Linked DNA regions of Homo sapiens: region 1 is linked to region 2. Evidence: chromatin loops called from intact Hi-C (ENCODE). Cell type or tissue: IMR-90. All regions are shown on one strand. Each heading gives the region's core, and the rest is flanking DNA. Links, peaks and the distances in the headings are about the cores only. Region 1 overlaps LCOR (ligand dependent nuclear receptor corepressor). Region 2 overlaps LCOR (ligand dependent nuclear receptor corepressor).

Region 1 (2,500 bases), core at 1-2,500, 150 kb after region 2:
TTGAGGATCCAGTCTCTTTCCTTTATAGATAATTAGACTCAGGCAGAAACTCAGAGCTCTCAGGGCTTTGCTGTGCTGTGCTGTGTCATGCCGTCCTGGGGCCCGGGGAACCACCCTGAGCACTTTGTGGAGTGTGTCCTTGCTCAGGCTTTTGCCTTGGGATTGAACCGAAGCTGCTCAGTTCCTTCCACTTACCTCCTCTCTGTCTGATCTTCCTTTTCCCAGAGCCTCAGTGCTTGATGCTCAGTGCTCAGGAGATGTCCTTTGCTCCATCCTTCAGAGGGGCAGTTGTGTAGTTATGCTGCCGGGTGAGCACAGACACACATACTTTCTCCCCTAGCTGGGACCATCCCACACGGGGTGCTCAATATGCATGCCTCATGAAAGCATAGACTGTCCATTTAAAAAAAAATCAGGTACTCATGGTATTACAATATGCCAGGGGTTGGACAAATGGATTTTTTACCCTTTTTTAAAGGGTTATGTAAAAAAAAAAAAAAAAAAAAAAAGCAACTATATGTGGCCCGCATAGCCTGAAATATTTACTTCCTGACCCTTTTGTGGAAAAGCTCTACTGATCCTTATAGTAGTCATTAAAGATCAAATTGTGTAGACAGGCACAACTTTTTTTTTTCATATGCTCCAACATTTTTTTCATACAGTCCAGCAATTCTTTTAGATTTTAGAGTGTCTTGCCTGTTCATCTCAGTACACAGCTGCTGTTACAGATTATTCCTGAATAATGCTTTTGCGTTAAGAAAAATTATCCCCCTTTGCCAGTTGTCTACTTGTTAATAAGTTGTGGGCCATGTGATCATATCTATTAGGGTATGTAGTGAAAACTAAAAGTGCAGTCTTTAAAAGTACAGTCTTCATTTTTATGAATCAGAGTGAACTTGACTGTGGTAGACATTCCATTAACAGCAGTTCAGCACAAACAAATTACTCATGAACTTAAAGCCAAGAATAGTGCCTCTCCCTGAAAGTATGCGATGTGTTGGTTTTACCCCTAGAACCCTTCATTTCTCTTTTGTATCATATACTTGAAGGTTTCTCACTCTTCAAGCTCTGGTCGTGATATGAGAACATAGATGCCTGGTGTTTGCCTGTTTGACTTTCGAGTGCAGACCACACATTCTCTTAAAAATACCAGCATGTCTGTGGCATCTTGTCAGGACACCGGCAGCTTTAGACAGAACAAGTTCAGGGCTCTCCAGCCCAGCCCGAGTCACTGCTCGTTCTGAGGAGCCATCCTTGGCACCTTGCCCTCCCTCCTCCTGCCTCTGCTTATGCCGCCAGCCCCCTTCCAGGAGGCATATTCTCTGGGACAGTCCCCCACTTCCCCAGTGTGGCCCTGAACACAAATTTGTCACATTGGAAGCATTTTTCTCTCAAAACTCTTTTCCTCTAGTATTTAGTTGTTGGGTTTAAATGCTATTCAATTTATCCACTTTTTTTTAAACCCCAGTTTTCTGTGATCTGCACCTCATAGTTGTCTTGTAGCTAAAGCTGAGGTATTTGGGAGCTAATTTTTGGGAAAGAGACTATACCAACAAGATTTGCATAATTTTTTATATTTATACCACAGGTAGGGATTATTTTTAGAGTCACTATAGCTTAAGGTTATTGATTTCACTAGTGTGGTTTCTGCATTCTAAATAGTTCTCGGAGACTGTGTTAGTAACTGGTTTCAAATACATATATATAATATTTATACACACCACTGTGGAATTTATTTCACTGTGTAAATAGTGATATTTTCCTGTTCAGATACTTCTATAGAAAGTATTTATTTTAACAAGAAAATTAACTGTCAAAAGGGCTTTCCAAAAAGTGTTCTTTCTAGCCACCCATCCTCCCCAGCTACCATGCTCAACCATTGAGCCCCCAAACAACAGTGAAAGCAGAAAGGTGTGGCCTTGAAACCTTCACTGTATTTGGACAGATGCAACAGAAGCACGTCTCCCCCACTGTCACCCCATCCCACAACAAAGTGGGAATCCCATCATGGGTATGGCTGTGCCAGGCATGGCATCGGGTGTGCCCCATGCAGCCTACTTCTTGCATGCACAGTTGGTACATTTAGCTGTATGGCATCGGGTGTGCCCCACGCAGCCTACTTCTTGCATGCACAGTTGGTACATTCAGCTGTACACTTAACAGCCTGTACAGGAAAATGAGCCTTAGTTGTAGCCCCAAGGAAATCCAAACCCATGCTTGTGAGATATGGAGAAACCACTGGTTGCCTAGAGAAAGCATTAAGGTGTATTTCCAGTTCCCCTTTCATGTTGGTGAAAGACACCTATTCACACTCTAATTAATCATGGGAGATAAGCATGTTACCTTCTGCACCTTGACTTTGCTCGTGAGCACCTGGCTTTCCTCTTCCTCCTTCTCCCCTCTCTCCCTGTCTCAGTGTGCATCTGTGCAGATGTGGGCCAGTCCCCCTGTAACCAGTGGTTACAGAATGATACCATCTGTTCTAAGATGTGGTCAGCTT
Region 2 (9,553 bases), core at 353-2,852:
TCCAAATTTCCACTTTAAAGATAGTAAAGTTCAGAAGATTATAGAGTCCAGAGTGCAGAGCAATATTTTAATCTGAGCAGTAACATATATTCATAGTCTCTCAACTAAAATCAGTGGGGCCTCATATTTTCTCTTTTATTATATGTAATTTTGTTTTTTAAGAGGAGAGTTCTAAGTAAATTAATTGTAGTGTTAAGAACTTTCTATATTTAAAAGGACTGGCAGTGATCCTTAGGCAATTCAAAAGGTAACTTGTTTACTTCCAGATGTAATAATTTTTTAGTGGGATTGGTTCTAAACGGTCAACCTGTTTGTTTCTCTTGACTGATTATCTTAATACTTTAGGGTCATTTGGTTTCTGGAAGGTATTTAATTTACAGCAGTTTGGATTAAAAATTAATTCTCATTTCTAAAATCGAATTCTCCCTTCTATTAGTACTTTTTTGGAGGGTGTGGGGGCAGGTGGTGGTGGTGATGTTGCTGATTAAATGATTAGGTTCAGTTGAATTGGAGTTAGTCCTGGGTTCAGACAGTGATTATGATCAAGATGGATGATATTTGGTTACCAGGTGATTATTAAGGAGTCCTCTGAGACTAGGATGATCAGTTTAGATTCCAGGAAGATCTAGGCTCTCTCTGCGCCTGATATGATGTAACCTTTTGCTTTCCTGCACCTTGCCCTTGCTGTATTTTCAAGAAGCTCTTCCTAATGTGGGGAAAGTTGTGGTGATTTCAGCTTAGCTCTAGCTTGGCTAAAAATAGGACAGCAGATGAGTCTCTTTGACTTTCAGAAAGTTATTTCAGATTGCCCTAATTTCCTGAAATGTTCTTGTAGCTGGAGCAATTCTAGGAAGTATTTGAACAATGCCATTTTTTAGTCTTATGGTGCTACACAGGGGGGCCTGGAATTTCTTACATAGTGAGAATTGGTTATTTGATGCCACTTTTATTTTTATTTAGAGTTTTTTTTAGAGACAGGGTTTGGCTATGTTGTCCAGGCTGGTCTCAAACTCCTCCTGTCTCAGCCTCCCAAAGTCACTTGCCTGATAGAACTTGCCACTTCAGAGTACCTGCCTGATCATTTAGCTGTTTGTATTGATGCTGTTTTTAGGATGAAGGGCAGTTAGGTGTTTACTTCATTTAAACAAGCATCTGTTTTTTACCAGGCACTGTGGGCAAACAAAGTCTGGGAAAGTTGCCTCAACCTTCAGGAACTTTTAAACCTTAGAGAAAATGTAATGTAATCGATCAGTTATTGTACAAGGCATAGTGTGTCATATGATGGTGCAAGCAAATGCTAGGGGTGTTTAGAAGTGAAATCTCTCCCGAGTTGATGGACGATTTCGTGAAGAAGGTGGTGGATTTTTGCTTCGTTCTGATGGAAAAGGCATTCCATTCATGAGAAATGGCATGAGCAAAAGTGGAGAAGGACAGCAATGACTTGTCAATTTAAACTGCAGTTCATGATTAGTGTAAGGGATATACACATGATAGGTTTGCAAAGGTAGGTTGTAGGATTTTCTAATGCAGGTTAGAAAGTGGAGACTTTTTGTTAGGCAACTTGCAGTTTGCAACACGTTTCTTTCCTTAGCTCAGGGGAGGAATGGTAGCTTTAGTTAAGGATTTCATTGTGGAACTCTACAAAAATGACACAGATTCTTTTTTTTTTTTTTTTGAGACGGAGTCTCGCTCTGTCGCCTAGGCTGGAGTGCAGTGGCACCATTTCAGCTCACTGCAAGTTCCGCCTCCTGGGTTCAAGCCATTCTCCTGCCTCAGCCTCCGAGTAGCTGGGACTACAGGTGCCCGCCACCACGCTCGGCTAATTTTTTGTCTTTTTAGTAGAGACGGGGTTTCACCGTGTTAGCCAGGATGGTCTTGATCTGCTGACCTCGTGATCTGCCCGCCTTGGCCTCCCAAAGTGCTGGGATTACAGGCATGAGCCACTGCGTCCCTCTATGTATGCCCAGGCTGGAGTGCAGTGGCGTGATCTTGGCTCACTGCAACCTCCACCTCCCAGGTTTAAGAAATTCTGTGCCTCAGCCTCCCAAATAGCTGGGATTACAGGCTCGTGCCACCACGCCCAGCTAATTTTTTTGTATTTTTAGTAGAGATGAGGGTTCAGCATCTTGGCCAGGCTGGTCTTGAACTCCTGACCTCGTGATCCACCACCTCGGCCTCCCAAAGTGCTGGGATTACAGGCGTGAGCCACCGTGCCCGGCCGACAGATTCTTTTTTAAACCACCTTTACAGGGACAATATTATCATCCACAAGAGTATTATCTTCTAAGCAAGCTCATTTGGAGGTTATGCCTTCCATTGCTGTTACAGACCTATTTTTGGAATACCTTTAGGATTGACAGATTATCATCCTTGGAAGTTGGAGTTGGTATTTGGAAAGAGTCAAAAAGTATTTGCTGTGAAATGTGGCAATTAAAGGTATATGTTAAATAATGGGATTGGCTTTCTTCCCTGGCTTGCAGTCTAGCTCGGAAAGCTCAGTAGAGGGGCTTGATTTGTTTCGATGTGCCTCTGAACCTCTCTCTTAATTCATATTTCCCGTAAGTCTGTCCATCTGTTGTGTGGAATCTCAGTTTGTGATATTGGATAGATGCAAATAAGCAAAGCTGTTACTTTTCATAGTTTCAAATGAAAAACTCAACATCACTACTGTATAAATTATTTTCTAGTCTATCTGTGTTTATTTTTAAATTCCTTTTACTATTCTATACACTTGCACATTGCTCTGGGGGTAAAAATCCAATATAAACCATTAGCTCATTTTATTGACCATTCTTGTATTCAGCAAGTATCCCAAGTACAGTGGTCCATACCTTGAATTTTTTTTCACTTTTTAAGTGAGATATAATTTACATACCATAACAACTTAGTGGGTTTCAGTTATTTCAAATACAAGGTTGTACATATATCATCACTGTCTAATTCCAGAACATTTTATTTTTATTTTTTCTCAGCAGTGGGGTCCTGCCATGTTGCCCAGGCTGGTCTTGAACTCCTGGGCTCAAGTGATCCTCCTGCCTCAGTCTCCCAAAGTCCTGGGATTACAGGTGTGCGCCACCACACCCACCCTCAAAACATTTTTATTTCCTAAAAAAGAAACCCCACATCCATAGGCAGTTCCACATTCCGTTCTTCCTATGATCCAGCTCTTGGCAGCTACTATAATTTGTTTTCTGTTTCTGTGGATTTGTCTATTCTGGACATAGCATGTAATTGGAGTCATACAATATATGGCTTTTTGTGCCTGGCTTCTTTCACTTAGCATAATGTTTTTAAGATTCATTCATGTTGTAGCATTATCAGCACTTTGTTTCTTTTATGGCTAAATAACACTGCATTGTGTGGACATACCACATTTTGTTTATCCGTTAATCAGTTGATGGATATTTGGGTTGTTTCCACTTCGGGGCTATTATGGATGATGCTTCTCTGAATATTTGTGTACAAGTTTTTGTGTGGACATTTGTTTTTAGTTCACTTGAGTATGTACCTAGGATGGAATTACTGGGTCATGTGGTAACTGTTTTAATTTCGTAGGAACTGCCAAATTGTTTCCTAAAGTGGCTACGGTATTTTACATTCCCATCAGTACTGTATGACAGTTCCGTTTATCCACATCCACTCCAACACTTGTTGTTATCTGTTTTGATTATATAATAGCTATTTTAGTGGGTATGAAGTCGTATTTCAAAAAAACAAGAAATAAATACAAAAAAATAAGACAAGTTATATTTCATTGTGGTTTTGATTTGCATTTTCCTAACAGTGTGTTAAGCATCTTTTCATGTGCTTGTTGGCCATTTGCATACCTTTGGAGATACATTTATTCAGATCCCTTGCCCATTTTTAAAATTGGGTTATTATTTATTGTTGAATTGTAAGAATTGTGTATATATTCTGGATATACTTACAGTGTATGCTTTGCAGATATTTTTTCTCATACTCCCCATTTAAGAACAAATACAGATCAATACATGACCAGATACACTGTAACAAAAGCTAAACTGCAGGATACCTTATGAAGAGAATAAGGAGCGTAGTAATAGAACGAAATAGAATTCTCAAGAAAAGCCAGGTGCGGTGTCTCACACCTGTAATCCCAGTACTATGGGATTACAACTCCATTTGCAAGAGTTTGGATAGAGAAGGACACCTTTGCTCTATATTGCCCTGTCACAAATGTTTTGAATGAATCTGTTCCATTTCTGAGTTTAGTGAGAATTTGGGTAGTGAGAGGAATCTCACTAGCAGTATTTTTGAAATTTAAGATTACATTTTTTTTGTTTGCATTTTATAAAAACCCAGACATCTGACAAGTTATACAATATATTTTTTCTTGCTTTTTTTTTTTGAGACGAAGTCTGGCTCTGTTGCCCAGGTTGGACTGCAGTGGCGTGATCATGGCTTATTGCAACCTCTGTCTTCCAGGTTCAAGTAATTCTCCTGCCTCAGCCTCCCTAGTTGCTGGTATTACAGGCGGGTGGCACCATACCCAGCTAATTTTTTTGTAGTTTTAGGAAAGACAGGGTTTCACCCTTTTGGCCAGGCTGGTCTCAAACTCCTGACGTTCCGCCTCTCTTGGCCTCCCAGAGTGCTGGGATTACAGGTGTGAGCCACCACCCCTGGTTTATATTTTGTTTCCTGGTGCTAAGTTAAATATACTGTTTTTAAAGTGTTTGTTTGAATTTCGTTGATTCTTGGTTTCTCTGATTTTTGAATTGGTTAGGTTTGGTCTGTTACAAAGTGTCAGGTATAATGATGTCTTAAGGATGAAACTAAGTATCTTATGGGGTAGATGGCCGAATTTAAGAATCTTTTGCTTAATGGATTGTGAGGGTCAAGTTAGGAAAGCTGTGTAGTAATGAGTGGCATCTTCTAATGATTTTTGGTCTTCTTTTTATTCCTTTGTTTCATGTTTTAATCTACTTTTTGATAAAGAGAGTTGTAGATTCTTTTAGCATATCACTTAATCATTTTTCTGAATTCATTATTGTGCAAGCCAGTGAATTTTACATAGTAAAAACTAGTATTTGTTGTATCTTTACTATAATGAAGTTCTTATAATTGAGGGTAATAGAAGGATCCTGTCATGTGTAATGTGCATTTGTTAGTATAAGAGCAGGATACGTCAGGGTTTGCTAAAAGAAAAAAATGATGGCTGTAACTAGGGTTTAGACTAACGTTTCAAATTTGGTATTGGGAGACTAGAAATTAATATGCTTCAGACATGTCTATTTTAAAATTTCCTCTCTATATATTTTTTAAAATTTAGATTAAAGAAAAATAGAGATGGGGTCTGGGATTACAGGCATGAGCCACTGCTCCTGGTCTAGACCTGTCTAAAGGGACTTTTCTTTAGACTTTAAATGTTTTCTAGAGCTTAAAGACAAAAAATAAATTTTACTCAGTTGTGCCTTACAATTGTATTAAAAACTATTATAACAATACCATTTGAAGTAAAGCAGCGTTTGTTATAACTTCTGAATCATTGAAAATTAGTCCATCACAGGCCAGGTGGCTCACGCCTGTAATTCCAGCACACTGGAAGGCTGAGGCAGGCAAGTCGCTTGAGCCCAGGAGTTGGAGACAAGCCTGGGCAACATGGTGAAACCTTGTCTCCACACAAAATACAAAAATTAGCTTTAGCTGTGTGTGGTTTTGTGTACCTGTAGTCCCAGCTACTCGGAAGGCTGAGGTGGGAGGATCGCTTGAGCCCAGGAGGTCGAGGATGCAGTGAGTCATGATTGCATCACTGTACTCTAGCCTGAGGGACAGAGTGAGACCCTGTCTCAGGAAAAAAGAGAAGTTCATCACAGTTGTTTACAGAGGTGAAGGGGATTACTTAGAAACATATAGTTGTCTCACAAGAATTTTTTAAATGTGCAGTAATCTAGATGAATAATTAACTCTTTAAAATAACAGAAAGCAGAAAGTATCAGAAAATGTATTAATGGTATCACCATCTTATATATCTGCATGACACATTTAATACTTTCTAGAAAACTTACACTTTTTTTTTTTTTTTTTTGAGACAGTCTTGCTGTGTCAGCCAGGCTGGAGTGCAGTGGCACAATCTCGGCCCACTGCAACCTCCATCTCCCAGGCTGAAGCAATTATCTTGCCTTAGCCTCCCGAGTAGCTGGGATTAGAGGTGTGTGCCACCATGCCCGGCTAATTTTTGTATTTTTAGTAGAGACGGGGTTTCACCATGTTGGCCAGGCTGGTCTCGAACTCCTGACCTCAAGTGATCTGCCCACCTTGGCCTCCCAAAGTGTTGGGATTACAGACATGAGCCACCGCGCCTGGCCAAGACTTTCTTTTTGGATTAGAAGATGTTGTGAACACCAGTATTATTTCCCATGATAATTGCTATTATTGGAAAGCCTGTTGTTTTAAAAAATAAATAAATAAATAAATAATAAAAAAATATAGAGATGAGGTCTCATTATGCTGCCCAGGCTGGTCTCGAGCTCCTGGACTCAAGCAGTCCTCCCACCTCAACGTCCCAAAGTGCTGGGATTACAGGCATGAGCCACTCCACCCGGCCAGAGCATTATTATTTTTACTCATAATACTAGATAGTCTGTGACTGTTGTTTTTGATCTCATGATTAGCTTATTTTTCATAAAATCTGAATCATTTTATCATTATCAAAAAATGATTATTGTGTATAGTTCTCTTAGTACGTGATTTTTTAGAGTTTTGCAGAAGGTAAAAGCATGCTTTACCTTTCCTAAACTCACAGTATAAAGGGAAAGAGAGGCCAGGCACAGTGGCTCATGCCTGTAATCCCAGCACTTTGGGAGGCCGAGGCGGGTGGATCACGAGGTCAAGAGATCGAGACCGTCCTGGCCAACATGGTGAAACCCCCATCTTTACTAAAAATACAAAAATTAGCCGGGTGTGGTGGCATGCACCTGTAGCCCCAGCTGCTTGGGAGGCTGAGGCAGGAGAATCGCTTGAACCCGGGAGGTGGAGTTGCAGTGAGCCGAGATTGCGCCTCTGCACTCCAGCCTGGTGACAGATCAAGGCTCAATCTCAAAATACATACATACATACATAAATAGGAAAGAGAAACTAAAGGGATCTATAGAATGTATCCTACTTGATAAAAGAAAATTCCACATGTGAAAATGTGAATTTACCACAAAGACATCTGTTTCACTTTACAACATAATTCATATCTGATTTAATATAGTAACAGGCTCCTCTGGTACGTTTAGAATGATCAGTTGATACAAAAATTTTCTAAAAAGCTTGCTTTTTTTTCTTTTCTTTTCTTTTTTTTTTTTTTTTGAGACTGAGTCTGGCTCCGTCACCCAGGCTGGAGTGCAGTGGTGTGATCTCGGCTCACTGCATCCTTTTCCTCCCAGGTTCAAGTGATTCTTCTGCCTCAGCCTTCCGAGTAGCCGGGATTACAGGCATATGCCACCACAGCCCACTAGTTCTTGTTTTTTTTGGTAGAGAGGGGTTTTACCATGTTGGCCAGGCTGGTCTTGAACTCCTGACTGTGAGTGATCCACCCACCTTGGCCCCCCAAATTGCTGGGATTACAGGTGTGAGCCATCATGGCCCGCCCCTAGTTTATACAAATTTTTGAAATAAGTATACATTGTATGTAGAGGAAGCGAATGTTGAATTTGTTAAATTGAGTCATGCACAGATTCAGTTTGATGATCTCTTGTTTTTCACGTTTTTTTATTGTTGCCATTGCATGGATATTTGTGAACTTTTACCTGGCTACTCCTCTTCCTTCCAGTCAATGCAAGCATGTTTTGTTTGTTTTTTTGGAGACAAGGTCTGGTTCTGTCTCCCTGGCTGGAATGCAGCGGCATGATCATAGCTCACTGTAAACTCAAACTCCTGGGGTCAAAGTGATCCTCCTGCCTCAGCCCCTGGAGTATCTGGGAATGCAGCATGTTTCATCATGCCTGGCTAGTTTTTGTTTTGTTTTGTTTTTGGTAGAGATGAGGTCTTGCTATGTAGCCCAGGCTTGTCTCGATCCCCTGGCCTCAAGTGGTCCTCCTGCCTCAGCCTCCCAAAGTGCTGGGATTACAGGCATAAGTGTCTTTGGCCCAATGCAAGCGTATTTTCTAGGTTGTTTGTAGGTATTTACCCTTATATCTGCCCACTGGATATTATCCTGTTCTCTTTTACCTTTTTTTCGATTCAGTATTTATCAAAGCTAGAAAGGATGACGTAACTTGTTTTCTTGTCCAGCCATATCATTTAAAGGGAAAGGAATTTAAAATAAATCTTTTAGTTTGGAAAACTTCAAACATACAGAAAAGTAGAATAGTACAGTGAACAAACACCCAGCTACATCAACTAATGGCTATTCTTGTTTCATCCCTAACTGAATTATTTTGGAGCAAATTCCAGACACCATATTTAGTATTGAATCTTGGTTGTATCCTTTTGTATGGCACCATCTTCCTTTTCCCACCTCGCATCCCCATCAAGTGGTTCATAAGTTTAAAGAAATAAATAAGACATTTAAATATGGAGAAGTTTTTGCTTCTGTTTTGTTTACTTGTAATGTTTCTTAAAAGCTACCATATGTTGAGCATTTACTGTGTGACAGACAAGAGACCTTTGATGTTGTTAACATCTGTTTTACAGGCGGGGAAACAGATTTAGGGAGATTACAGATTTGATTCGTAATCACTCAGCTAAAATGTGGTAGACCTGGGATTGGAAATCAAAATTTTATGCTCTTTAACCTACCTACCTTCCCACCCTCCCTCCCTCCCTTCCTTCCCCCCTCCCTCCCTTCCTTCCCTCCCTCCCTCCCCTCCTGTACCCCCACACACCCCAAGACAGGGGTCACTGTGTCACCCAGGCTTGGAGTGCAGTGGCATGATCCTAACTCAGTGCAGCCTCCGACTCCTGGACTCAACTGATCCTCCTGCCTTAGCCTCCCTAGTAGCTGGGACTATGGGTATACTCCATGGTGCCTGGCTAATATTTTTATTTTTTGTAAAGACGGGGTCTTGCTTTGTTACCCAGTTTTCTTCAATCTTCAGCATTATGCATATGCCCTTCTTTTAGAATTTCCATTAAGTTGCCCGTCTTTGTTTCTAATTACTGATTGCTTATGTGCTTTATGTTACATTAAGGTATTTTGGTTTCTCTACCCATAATCTTACCATAAACAGGAGTTTATTCTATTCATTTTCTGTTCTCTGGCTTTGACTAGAATACCTTGCCTCCTTCTCTTCAGCTGTCACAGTCCTATTTGTGTTTCCTTTTTTCTTTTTGATTTTTTAGTTTTGTTAGCTAAATGAGTTTCTGAGCTGAATGTTTCCACTGGCTTAATTTTCCTTCTTATCTTGTTCAACTGGCCATTCTTCACCATTAACTGAGATTGGAGCGTAGGCTTAGGAGAGGGAAAGGCAGCAGAGGGTATCTGAGTGATACTGATTCTACGCCTACAGAGTCTTCTGTGTAGACCAGCCTAATTCATAGGAGTTTGTAACAAAGGCCTTTTAACAGTGTAGCTGCTTGGCCTTTTCTTCTATTGATATTCTTCCCA

The links. Peaks named below come from ENCODE experiments on the same cell type or tissue, not always from the same donor. Only the 100,000 strongest peaks of a DNase experiment are listed, where the experiment ranks them.
Region 1: a loop joins it to region 2, with 5 times the contacts of the local background. A loop is called at or near these places in 3 of 110 quality-filtered maps.

What each region holds. Positions count from the first base shown.
Region 1 is chr10:96,990,537-96,993,036 of GRCh38, forward strand. LCOR (ligand dependent nuclear receptor corepressor) reads left to right here. Exons shown (of 8, transcript NM_001346516.2): 8 at 1-2,500. Among named protein-coding and RNA genes, the nearest start is that of SLIT1-AS1, 110 kb to the right of the region's middle. In IMR-90, for the core only: no CTCF peak of the experiment used is centred there; a DNase peak (open chromatin) is centred at 945; H3K4me3 peaks cover 492 bases; H3K27ac peaks cover 663 bases.
Region 2 is chr10:96,835,335-96,844,887 of GRCh38, forward strand. The region is part of intron 2 of LCOR (ligand dependent nuclear receptor corepressor); the gene reads left to right. Among named protein-coding and RNA genes, the nearest start is that of LCOR, 7.8 kb to the left of the region's middle. RefSeq lists enhancers at 1,938-2,438, 4,476-4,975, 5,618-5,912, 7,510-8,009. In IMR-90, for the core only: no CTCF peak of the experiment used is centred there; no DNase peak of the experiment used is centred there.